Regions from separate parts of the Homo sapiens genome. Here all the other regions are linked to region 2. Evidence: chromatin contacts called from ENCODE Hi-C data. All regions are on one chromosome and are shown on one strand. Each heading gives the region's core, a stretch centred on a gene start or an enhancer-like site at or near the end of the contact. The rest is flanking DNA. Distances are from core to core; before and after follow the strand shown. Region 1 has its middle 9.4 kb from the start of NPFFR1. Region 2 has its middle 26 kb from the start of PRF1. Region 3 overlaps LOC105378350 (a long non-coding RNA gene).

Region 1 (3,857 bases), core at 722-3,221, 280 kb after region 2:
CTATTTCCAAGAGAACCAATCACGGGAGCTTTCTCAAATGTAGATTACCAGACCTATATGAGCCCCATTAAACCAGACTCTGGAATAGGACTCATACCTCTGCACCTTAAAAGGTCCCTATTCATCCTTCACACAGCGCGCAGAGGATCCTTCTAAATCCCAACTCTCTCATCTGCTCCGAGCCCTGCCATGGCTCTCCACTTATTTCAGTATAAAAGCCCAGGCCTTACCATGGTCTTCGAGTTCTGGAATCACCCGCCCTCTGTTACTTCTGTGGTCTCTTTCGTACTCCAGACACACTGGCTTCCAGCTGGTCCTCCAACACCCCACATGTGTTCACTTCTCAGGGCCTTCGCATTTGCTCCCCACAGCCCTCACACACCCACCAAGATATTCCCATGGCCAACTCCCTTATTTCCTTCAAGTCTACTCAAATCGAGGTCTACCCTAACCACCCTACTGCAGCCTGCCCCGTTGCACTTCTGTCACTTTTATCTCCCTTAACCTGCTCACCTTTTCCTTTATCTATAGTGCTTCTCCAATATACGCTATAATTTACTTATATCTATGGCTTCTTGTCTGTCTACTCTCGCTAGAATAAAATTCCTATGAAGGAAGGATCTTTGTCCTTCTTAGTCTCTGCTGTGTCTCCAGCACCTGGAGTGATGCCTGGCTCATAGTGGGTACACATGTATGTTTACTGAATGACTGAATGGACAGGTGGTTGATATGCACTGATGCTTGGGGGCCTCTGCTTGTGAGAGAACTGCCGTGTGATATCCACTTACCAGCCCAAGTTCAGGTACCATATTAAATACCTGTGCTCACCAGCAGAGTTTGCTTCCAAAGGACTGAAAAACACCAGGAAGTCTTCCTCACTTTGGTCTTTCCAGACACTCACAAGCCATGGTATTGTGGCTGGGGCTTTTCCTAAGTGGGGTGGCCAGGAGTCAGTGTACATGAGCTAAGAGAGAACAGTCAGTCCCCAGTGCTGTCCCTTAGCCTGCCACTGTGCCTGAAAGCCCACCAGGATGAGACTGCTGCTGTTGATGAGGCATTGCCCTGTCCATATGATCTTATTTTAACCCCTGCCAGGATTCAGAAGGGAATTCCTAGTGGACCAGGCCCTCGCTACTCAAAGTGTGGACCTCAGACGATCAGCATCAACAGCACTTGGGAGTGTGTTAGAACTGTAGTGTCAGCCGGGCGCGGTGGCTCACGCCTGTAATCCCAGCACTTTGGGAGGCTGAGGCAGGTGGATCACTTGAGGTCAGGAGTTCGAGACCAGCCTGGCCAACATGGCGAAACCCTGTCTCTACTAAAAATACAAAAATTAGCCGAGCATGGTGGTGTGAGCCTGTAATCCCAGCTACTTGGGAGGCTGAGGCAGGAGAATTGCTTGAACCCGGGAGATGGAGGTGCAGTGAGCTAAGATTACGCCATTGCACTCCAGCCCAGGAAACAGGAGCGAAACTCCATCTCAAAAAAAAAAAAGAAAGAAAAAAGAAAAGAACTGTATTGTCTAGGTCTCTCCCCAGGCCTATTGAATCAGAATCTGCATTTTAACAGGATTCCCATGTGATTTGTGGGCATGAATGTCCTGCCAGCTGATAAAGTCAACTTGGGGTTATTTTTTTCTGCCGGACAGGAATCCATAAGTTAACAAGTAACCTCACAGAGTCTGTGCCTTTAATTAATAGTAACTAACAAAGTTACAGTGGTACATTCTCACAGGCAGGCCTGTTGAACAATGCAGTTATCATCTTTGTCTCTTTTCTAGATTTTGGGTCATATTTCCTTGTAACAGATTCCCCTGGGAGGGTATCTTGAGCGTTAACATTCCTGGGACCAAATTTATCAGCTGCTCCGTGTTTCTCTTAGAGAAAGGCAAGAGCCACCCAAAGCTTGACGTGAAAGGAAAAAACCAGAGGTGTCAAAAAAGAGTAGAGGAAGTGAAAAGCATCACCAGCAGCTCACCAGGTGTCTGTGACCACACTAAGTGCTCTCCACTTCTCACCTCGTTTAACCCCCACAGCAACACAGGAGGCAGCTACTATTATTTCAATTATATAGATGAAGAATCTGGGGAGAGGAGATGTTCAGCCTGGCCAAGATCGACATTAGTCGAGGCTGGTGGCTGGGGGCACAATTCAGATTCAATTCAGATCCAAATCCAGCCTTTTTTTTTTAAGAGACGGGGTCTCATTGTGTTGCCCAGGCTAGAGTATAGTGGCACAATCTCACTGCATCCTTGAATTCCTGGGCCCAAGCGATCCTCCTGCTTCAGCCTCCTCAGTAGCTGGGATTACAGGCACGTGCCACCATCCGCAGCTAACTTTTAAATTTTTTCGTAGAGATGGAGTCTTGCTATGTTGTCCAGGCTGGTCTCAAACTCCTGGCCTGAAGAGATCCTCCTGCCTCAGCTTCCAAAGCACTGGGATTACAGGTGTAAGCCACCATGCCCAGCCTCAAATCCAGAGCAGAGTCCATGTCTTGTAGAATTGGTGTCCAGGGCCCAAGAAATGGTTTACAGAAGGCCCCATCTAAGCTGGAGGAGGCCCCAGGGCTGCCCCAGCTATCCCCGATAACTGCCCACCTCTTCCCAAGAGGCTTCACCACTTTCCCACCACCTTGTAGAGATGTGTTTTTCCTGATATAGTGGCCTGAATCCTTCTTGACCTAGTAGTGCTCACCCAAAAAGCTCTCATTGCACCCAGGGTGCAGAACCTAAGACAGCTGGAGTTCCTCAGGGCATCCCAGTCCACCCTAGGAAGACTCCCTGCATGCAGATTCTCCAGAGGAGAAGGTGAGCTGTCAGAGGGGAAAAGTTCTGATCCAAACCTCTTCTGCTTCGTAGATGGGAACCCCAAGTTCTAGAGGGAATGTTCCACAGCGTTCAAGAGCAAGTGGAGCAACCCACCCAAGGATGTGCAGGGAGTTGGTGGAACCCAGACGAATGCCCAGGTTTCCTGGCTGCATGCTCTGGGTTCTTTCTGTGGCCCTCACTGGGCGCTGGGGTTTGGGAGCTCCTCTACGTGGCACTCCTGGCATCTCCTCTGTGGCCACTGCTGCCCCGGCTGTGCTGTGGAAGTGAATCAGCCATTGGAAACCTCACTTGTCATTTATTAATGCAGATAATGATGCTGACCTGCTTCCCTAGGGAGAGCTGATTAATAAGCATTTTACAACCTTTTGAAGCAACTGCTCCTCCGAGGCTGGTTAAGGAGATGGAGGGATGCCTCCTGGCTCCTAGGAAGGGACCCCACTGCTGCCTAGGTCTCAGCCTCTCTGCAGCTCCCCTGGCCTTGCTTTTCAAGGGGACAGTCCCTCCTTTCACACCACCATAAACAAACACACTGAAAATGCTGGGGATGTGCTGGGGGTCTGACTCCAGGGGCCATATTTTCACCACACGGAGACCCCCCCTTTCCTGTGGATTCTGTGCCTTTTCAAAATGGTAGCTACACCAATGGACTTCCTTGCCCCAAAGGCCCGTGTGCATTTCCAGCCAGCGAGAGATAGACTGTCTCCATGGGAGGTGCCTGGCTTCCCCACCACAGGGGAGGTATCCCACAGGGCTGTCTTCAGCCTCATGCCAACCCTTCTCCCGGGTACCTACCAACCCTCTCAGGCATCTCGGAACACGCCTCCGACTCTGCTTAGAGGATGAGGAGTGTGTGTATGAGGCCAACACAGGCCTTGTGGGTTCCATCAACACCCACTGAGGGCCTATGACCAGGGAGGATGCTAGGACGGGGCCTGCTGCTGTGCAAGAGAAAGGGTCTCTGCTCTTGGAGGGCATTAGGGACTCAATGTGTCCCTCAAAATTCCTATGTCGAAGCCCTAACCCCACAATG
Region 2 (3,655 bases), core at 667-3,166:
CATCAGACACGGGTATCTCTAGCTGTAAAATAACACCTTGTGGTATTGTTGGAGGGTTGAACGAGATGATGACTGTAAAAGAAACCAGATATAATGCTTGACAAAGTAAGTAATCTAATAAAGGACATCATAAAATAAGCAAAGGTTATTGATCTGAAGCTAGGTCAGCTCCAGCATAGACTGAGACACACAGGAATGGAGAGGACAGGCTCTAAGACAGCATGTATATCTAATGGTATTTTAAAGCTAAAAAATAAATGCAACATATATGATAAAGTTATCATCTTAACAAATCAATAGGAAAGGGGTCAAGTGTGGTGGCTCACCCTGTAATCCCAACACTTTGGGAGACTGAGGTGGGAGAATCACTTGAGCCCAGAAGTTCAAGACAAGCCTGGCCAACATAGTGAGACCCCATCTCTACAAAAAAAAGAAAATTCAAAAATTAGCCGAGTGTGGTGGCATATGCCTATAGTTCCAGCTCTGGAGGCTGAGGTGGGAGAATCACTTGAGCCTAGGAGGTCGAGGGTGCAGTGAGTTATGATTGCACCACTGCACTCTAGCCTGGGTGATAAAGTAAGACCCTGACCCAGAAGCAGCATAGAATTTAAAAAAGAAAAAGAAAAGAAAAGAAAGAGAAAGGGAGAAAGGGAGAAGAAAAGGAGAAAGGCAGAAAGAAAGAAAAAGAGAGAGAGAGAAAGAAAGAAAAAGAGAGAGAGAGAAAGAAAGAAAGAAAGAAAGAAAGAAAGAAAGAAAGAAAGAAAGAAAGAGAGAAAGAGAGAGAGGGAGGGAGAGAGGAAGGAAGCGAGGAAGGAAGCGAGGAAGGGAGGGAGTGAGGGAAAGAGAAGGAGAAAGAGAAAGAGAAAGAAAGAGGAAGGAAGGAAGGAAAGAATGAAAGAAAGAAAAGAAAGAAAGAAGGAAGGAAAGAAAGAAAGAAAAGGAAGAAAGAAGAAAGAACAAAAAGAAAAAAGGAAGAGAAAGAATGAAAGAAAGAAAAAGAGGAGGAAAGAAGGAAGGAAACAATGAAAGAAGGAAGGAAGGAAAGAAAAGAAAGAAAGAAAAGGAAGAAAGAAGAACAAAAAGAAAGAAAGAATGAATGAAAGAAAGAAAGAGAGAGGAAGGAAGGAGAGAAAGAGAGAGAAAGAAAGAAAGAAGGAAAGGAAGGAAGACAAACGCCCAAACAAAAAAGTCAGCAAAGGACATAAACAATTCATAACAGAAAAAAAAATGGCCAAAACACATGAAAAAAATCCAACTTCACTATTAGTTAAAAAGAAATAAAATTGAACAAATATGAGATTCCATTCTGAGTCATAAAACTGTGGGCAGTGCTAGCAAGGCTGGGAAAGAGCATGCCCACTCACTGCTATCTGAGACTCTGAAACAGGGCATTTCTAAAGGACAAACTGAAGGTACACATGGAAAGCCTTCAAAATGAAGCTTCCCTTTGTTTAGGAGATAACCAGAGGTTTGCACTTCCATCCACAGATTTGGAGGCACCAACCCAGATGGCTACAGCCTCCTCCATCCACAGGGAAGATTAAGCAACAGTTCCCTGACCCATGACCACCATCGTGGACAGGACCTGCCCCCTCTCTTGAGATGGCAGCATAGGGCAGGGCAAGAACCAGCTCTTAGTCTGCTGGAACTGTACCATGTGAAGCTGGAAACCAGGGTGGTCATTTTCACCAAGCAGTGCCACAGCAGTGCCGGCCTTCAGAGACAAAGCAGGTGCCCAGAGAGGCTGAGACAAGGCAGAGGGTGGGTTGTTCAAGTCTGTGCAAGAAAGCTATTTGGCGAAACACCTGTGAAGAACAAAGGAGGAAACAGAAGGCAACAGGAAGGGCCTTCAAACCACAGTGTGGCTCTAATACCCACAAAAAGAGAGAGGGAAAGAGCCAGAGAAATAAAATCCTAAGCCCCTCAACTGACCAAATGGACCACCTCTTGGCCTAGGGGACCCCCGAGAAACCTTAAAAATGGAGTTCCCGGACATGATGGAACAGGAGGTTGGACAGGCCTCATTATGCCCCCTCCCCCCCTAACCATTAGGCTTTCTTCTCTAAGGGTTAAACAGAAACCACTGCTTCACGCTGGTACCAACCAACTGCCTAACACAGCCCCTCCCCTTTTGCAGCTTGACACAGCAACCGCTAAGCAGTCCCTCCTGATAAAAAAAAAAAAAAACCCTGGCCACAGAGTGGTTCTGGCCAGTCTCCAGAAGCTGCACCCAGAGGGCCTTCGTGTCCTCTGCTTCCCGTTTTAATGTAGAGGGCCTAACTGTAATATGTTTAAATGTTAAGTCTCCACCCCAAAGTGAATCTGGGACACGTGTTACATACATGTTACCCTACTACGAATGCCCTTGCCTCCCCTTTGTGAATATTCATTGCTGCTCCTATAACCTGTTGAATATGTATATCTGGACACCCTATTCAGCGTAAATCCCTGTCTTATTCTCCCCACCTTCGAAGTGTCTGTTTCTGGCTTCTGGCCAGAGGCTACGTTTCCCAGCCTGTCAGAATGACCACCCAGCAGGTTGCAACCCTTTATGAGAAATAAAGCTCTCCTTTCCAAATGTGTATGAACCTCATCTTTCCTCAGTAGACACAACAAGCCTGACACTGCAGGATAGCTCTGGGCAACTCTTGGTCAGACCAATGGGGAGGCTCCCAGCCTCGCTGCAGGATGGAGGGGCAGACACAGCCAGCTCTATATCCCTGCCCTGCTCAGTCAGCAGCCTGTGGGTGGAGTGTGCTGGATGGGGGAGCAAGGCCTTGGCACGAACACTGTGTTGGATCCAGAGGTGCAATTGCTGGAAGGTGGTCCAACTGTTCTCTCTGCAGCAGCAGCAGGTTGTCCTGAGGGGAGAAGTGAGTGGTGCACCCCTATGGAGGACACAGAGGGAGCTTCCAGGACTCCCCGGGCAGCCTCCTAGTCCCAGTCCCTGCTGCATTCCTGCCATGGTCCTCTGCTGGTCATATATATATATATATATATATATATACACACACACATATATATATATATACACACACATATATATATATATACACACACATATATATATACATATATATATACACATATATATACATATATATATACACATATATATACATATATATATATACATATATATATATATATACACATATATATATATATATATATATATATTTTTTTTTTTTTTTTTTTTGAGATAGAGTCTCTCTCTTTCACCCAGGCTGGAGTGCAGTGGCGCGATCTTGGCTCACTGCAACCTCTGCTGCCTCAGCCTCCCGAGTAGCTGGGATTACAGGTGCCTGGCACTAATTTTTATATTTTTAGTGGAGACAGGGTTTCACCATCTTGGCCAGGTTGATCTTGAACTCCTGACCTCATGATCCACCCACCTCAGCCTCTCAAATTGCTGGGATTACAGGTGTGAGCCACCGTACCATGGAGTCATATTTTTTACACTCTCCCTCTTTGCTTAAGCTAGCTGGGGCTGTTTTCTGAAATATGTCACCCAAAGGAGTCTAATTATTACCTGTACAAAGATTTGTGTTTGAAGACATTATTTGAAGTATTGTTGTAAGTTTTAACATTAAAAACCCCAATGCAAGTCTATATATCCTGTTAGAGGTTTGAATTACACAGGTGTATGCATTTG
Region 3 (3,803 bases), core at 971-3,470, 410 kb before region 2:
AAATGTAATCCCCAGTGCTGGAGGTAGGGCCTGGTGGGAGGTGATGGGATCATGGAGGCAGTTTCTCATGAATGGTTTAGCACCATCCTTCTTGGTGTTGTTGTGAGTTCTCATAAGATCTGGTTGTTTAAAAGTGTGTAGCACCTCCTCCCTTGCTCTGTCTTGCTCCTGCTCTCACCAAGTGAGACACCTTACTCCCCTTTTGCCTCCCACCATGATTGGAAAGCTTCCTGAGGCCTCCCCAGAAGCAGAAGCTGCTACGCTTCCTGGACAGCCTGCAGAACCATGTGCCAATTACCTCTTTTCTTTATAAATTACCCAGTCTCAGGTATTTCCTTATAGCAATGCAAGAACGGACTAATATAATGCCTTGTAGAGTTTGTGGTTGTAAGCAACAGAAAGCACCTCTAGCTAACTTAAGCAAAACAAGATCTCCTAAAAGCCTACAGGGAAATTTGGATGATCAACAGATTTCCAAGAAAATGTAAGAAACAGAAACCAGCAAACTAGCAATGACCTTGTGCCAGACAATGTGCATTCACTGCCACCACCCACTACCTAGGAAGTGTCCTAGGAGGATGGAGGGTGGCGGGACACAGAAGGAAGGGCAAGAGCTCCTTGGATGGGCCCCTCTACCAAGGCCATAGCTTCCACTGTGCGGCCGCTCCTACAGCTTTTCTCTACAGAGGTATGGCCATGCCTTCCCTTTGCCCCTCATATTGGGGTGGTGAGAGCTCCCACTGTTAGCCTCAGGGTACTGTATCACCCTTGATGGTTTTCCTTAGCCCTGCTCATACACTAATTCACTGTCCTCATCGAATTCTCCTCCAATAGCCCCTAGGAGTGTGCCACATGTTTCCTGCTGGAACCCCAGCACACAAAGGCTCCTACCAATGCTGTGATATCAACTCTACCCACTTCCGTCCATCCCAGCTTCACCTCCTGGGTATCCAAAGTCCTGGGAGGGTGTCTGATACCGGCTCACCTCCTGACTGTCCCTAGGGTGGGAAGAGGAAAGATCTGCCCCCGCTTAGTGTCTGACAATGAATACCTGGAATTGCCCTTCTCCCAAGGACTTGACATAATAAGGATGGGTTGGTGTCCTAGAGGGCCACCAGGAAGGGGGTTAGATGTCGAGCATTAAAACCTGCTCCTTTGTATTCTTTGCAATGGTAAACTAGTGTGTAGAAAATGCTTAGCCAGTGCCTGGTACACAGTCCGTGATCCCAGTAAATGATAGCTGCTGTTATTTGGCTTGTTCAGGTGGGATCCTGAACACAGTTTACCTTGATATCCTTAGATAAACTTTGTCCCTTGTGGCAGCCTAAGCAAGCCTCTGTCCCTTGCCACCCTGAGGCCCTGGCAGGCTCACTTTACAGCCTCTTCTCACCACATGTCATTGGCCCAGCACATGTGAGGAAGACAAGAGGCCTGTCTGTGTGCAGTATCCTCCCTTGTCTGGGTGTGGGCCACTTCTCAAGATGTTCTCCCATTTCACAAGCATTGATTGAGTGACTTCTGTGTACCAGGCTCTGTCCTGGGCACTAGGATAGGGCAGAGAGCAGGACTAACAGAGCTCCAGCCTGCAGACCAACAGACACTGGACATGTGGTCAGAGGAGGATGCATGACTTGGGAGGATGTCTGCCCTGTGACCTGAGGGAAGACTAAGAATTCAGGGCATGTCTGATGGCCCAAGTCATCCCGCTCTGAAGGTGTGTATTTCTCCAGCATTTCCTTTCTACTGTGTGCCCATCCTGTGCACACGGATGGGGCCAAAAAGTGTCCCAAACTCTGTTCCCAGCTGCTCATAATGGAGCCAGCTGAAGCCTGCTGACAGTCAGGGAGGGAGAAGCTAAGAGGATAGAACATGTCTGTGGGCTTCCTGGAGGAGGCTGAGGTTTGAAAGGTGATGAGAAGGGATTGGGGCAAAAACATTGCACTTGGTGCTGCCTGAGCCAACAGCCATTCCCTGTGACCGGGGGAATTCCCTGTGGGTTCTAGGAGCAAGACCTGGAAGGACTCTGGGGTGCTGGCCCCAGCAAGGGGCTGTCAGAGGCTGGGCACAGGCTTGACCAATACTGCCTGTACCACAGGCTGGAGTCCAGTAGACACTGCCTGGAACATGCCATGCCAAAGTTTGATTCGTGTTCTCTCTGAGTGCAGCACAGACCTAATCTTTGTCACGTGTGCATCTGCCGTGAATGTATGTTAGCTCCAGCCAGGCTTGTAAAACCAGAAAATTTCTAGGTTTCACTTTCAGTCCAGTCTTTAGCATGTTTTCTGATAGGTTCAAGTTATTTTCTCTTGCTAAAAATAATGTGCTTGGAAGCTTTTCTATTTAGGGCAGAGCCTCCAATGTGTAGTGTTTATGCCTGTTATATTTAGCTAAGGCATGTCAGGATTTGAGGCGACATGACATGTTCCCTCAAGGCAGAGCCTGAGGCAGGGATTCGAGGCACAAGATTTTCTGAAGGAGCAGCTTCTTCAGTAAAGCCCTCATGGGAGGGAGGTTGGGGAGCAGGATAGGAAGGGAAGGGAAGGTCTTAGGGAAGGCCTGGCCTTGACCCGACACACTGAGAGCCTTTAGAGAGTAAATCATGGCACAGTGAAGTTGTTCTGTTTACGGAAGGGGCCAAGTAGGCTGACAGCAGGAGAGACTGTCACCTTCGGCTGTTTGTGGGCAGCAGCTCTGGCCCCCAGGGAAGTCGCTGGAGTTGTAAGCGCTGGTCACCCAGCAGCAGCTGGGGAACGGGCCCATCTTCAGGCAAAGGGAGCCCTGGGTGAGGCCCAACAGCACCTTCTGCAGCATCTTCTCACCACACTGAGCCACTTTTATTATTTTCTTCCCATACACCTGAAAGATTGTATCAGTCTCTGCCTCTGCAGCTTTCCCCCAAAACAATTCCAGCCTCTATCTAGCCTGGAGCCGCACAGAGCAAAAGCATACAAAGCATGTGGAGAGAGAACGATGAATAGAAAATATGAGTGCACAGGACTGCTCCCTGAGTGCCCCCCAAGTACCTGACTCTATTGGCTTGACGTCCCTCCCTCCGCTGAGGGGCTGGTGGGGATGACCAGAGGGCCAGGGGGCAGAACTAGGCCTGGGGGCTCAGCCTAACTCAGTGACCACAGGATTCAGAGCAGGCCACCTCCCATCACTGGGGCTCACTTCCCTCCCTCAGAGAGTGGGTAAAAATTTCCCCAGCCCTGCCAGGAGGGGCCTGTGGGGTAATGGAGGAAGCAAAGACGCAGAGAGGAGGTGTGACTGGCCCATCCTCCACTGCAAGGAGGTGGGAGGAGAGGACAGGGCAGGCCCAGCCTCAGCCTGACCCGAGTCCTCCACAGGTGGCAGGCAGGCAGCCCCCCTGCAGCCCTGAGACTCCCTAAGGAGTCAGATAAAGTCCATAATAGGTGCTGAGGGCCTGTTGCCTTCTGGCTGGGCCTTGGCCCTGGAGCCACACCTGGTGCACTCTCCGCATCGGGCCACTCCTCTGGTCCTGCAGGGGCTGGGGAGGCAGGGATGCTGGGAACACCCTAGACAGCCCCAGCCACAGCATCACCCACAGCTGCATTCTCCCTCTGTGTGTAGGCAATGCTAAGCCCAGCCCCGGGCAGGCAGAGATGACCCAAAGGGATAGAAGGGCAGGCCTGAGGCTGGGGGTGGGGGGGCAGGCCCACCCATATTCCTGTGCGCTGCAGTGTGTGAGACGCTGCACTGGCTGCAGAGTGACAGGGAAGAATGTCACATCTCATGGGGCCCTCACAGAGTCCTAAGTTTAATTAGGGAATAAAAATACCTAT

Evidence for each region. Hi-C counts contacts between places; a loop is a spot of excess contacts on that map. Pooled maps may share reads with other maps.
Region 1: a map with no recorded cell type shows a loop between it and region 2 (9-fold over the local background). The contact joins two enhancer-like sites. A Hi-C loop is called at or near these places in 4 of 37 single-sample maps with no recorded cell type and 3 of 50 pooled maps.
Region 3: a map with no recorded cell type shows a loop between it and region 2 (10-fold over the local background). The contact joins two enhancer-like sites. A Hi-C loop is called at or near these places in 3 of 37 single-sample maps with no recorded cell type and 4 of 50 pooled maps.

What each region holds. Positions count from the first base shown.
Region 1 is chr10:70,291,450-70,295,306 of GRCh38, reverse strand. No RefSeq gene overlaps it. Among named protein-coding and RNA genes, the nearest start is that of NPFFR1, 9.4 kb to the right of the region's middle. RefSeq lists an enhancer at 1,742-1,861 and a silencer at 3,507-3,717. Within about 2 kb of position 1,971, at least 2 of the 41 ENCODE cell types and tissues checked have a DNase peak (open chromatin) inside an H3K27ac peak, as active enhancers do.
Region 2 is chr10:70,574,677-70,578,331 of GRCh38, reverse strand. No RefSeq gene overlaps it. Among named protein-coding and RNA genes, the nearest start is that of PRF1, 26 kb to the left of the region's middle. RefSeq lists an enhancer at 1,860-1,989. Within about 2 kb of position 1,916, at least 13 of the 41 ENCODE cell types and tissues checked have a DNase peak (open chromatin) inside an H3K27ac peak, as active enhancers do.
Region 3 is chr10:70,981,033-70,984,835 of GRCh38, reverse strand. All of the region lies in intron 1 of LOC105378350 (a long non-coding RNA gene), which reads right to left. Among named protein-coding and RNA genes, the nearest start is that of LINC02622, 44 kb to the right of the region's middle. RefSeq lists a silencer at 2,065-2,144 and enhancers at 2,871-3,370, 3,371-3,803. Within about 2 kb of position 2,220, at least 3 of the 41 ENCODE cell types and tissues checked have a DNase peak (open chromatin) inside an H3K27ac peak, as active enhancers do.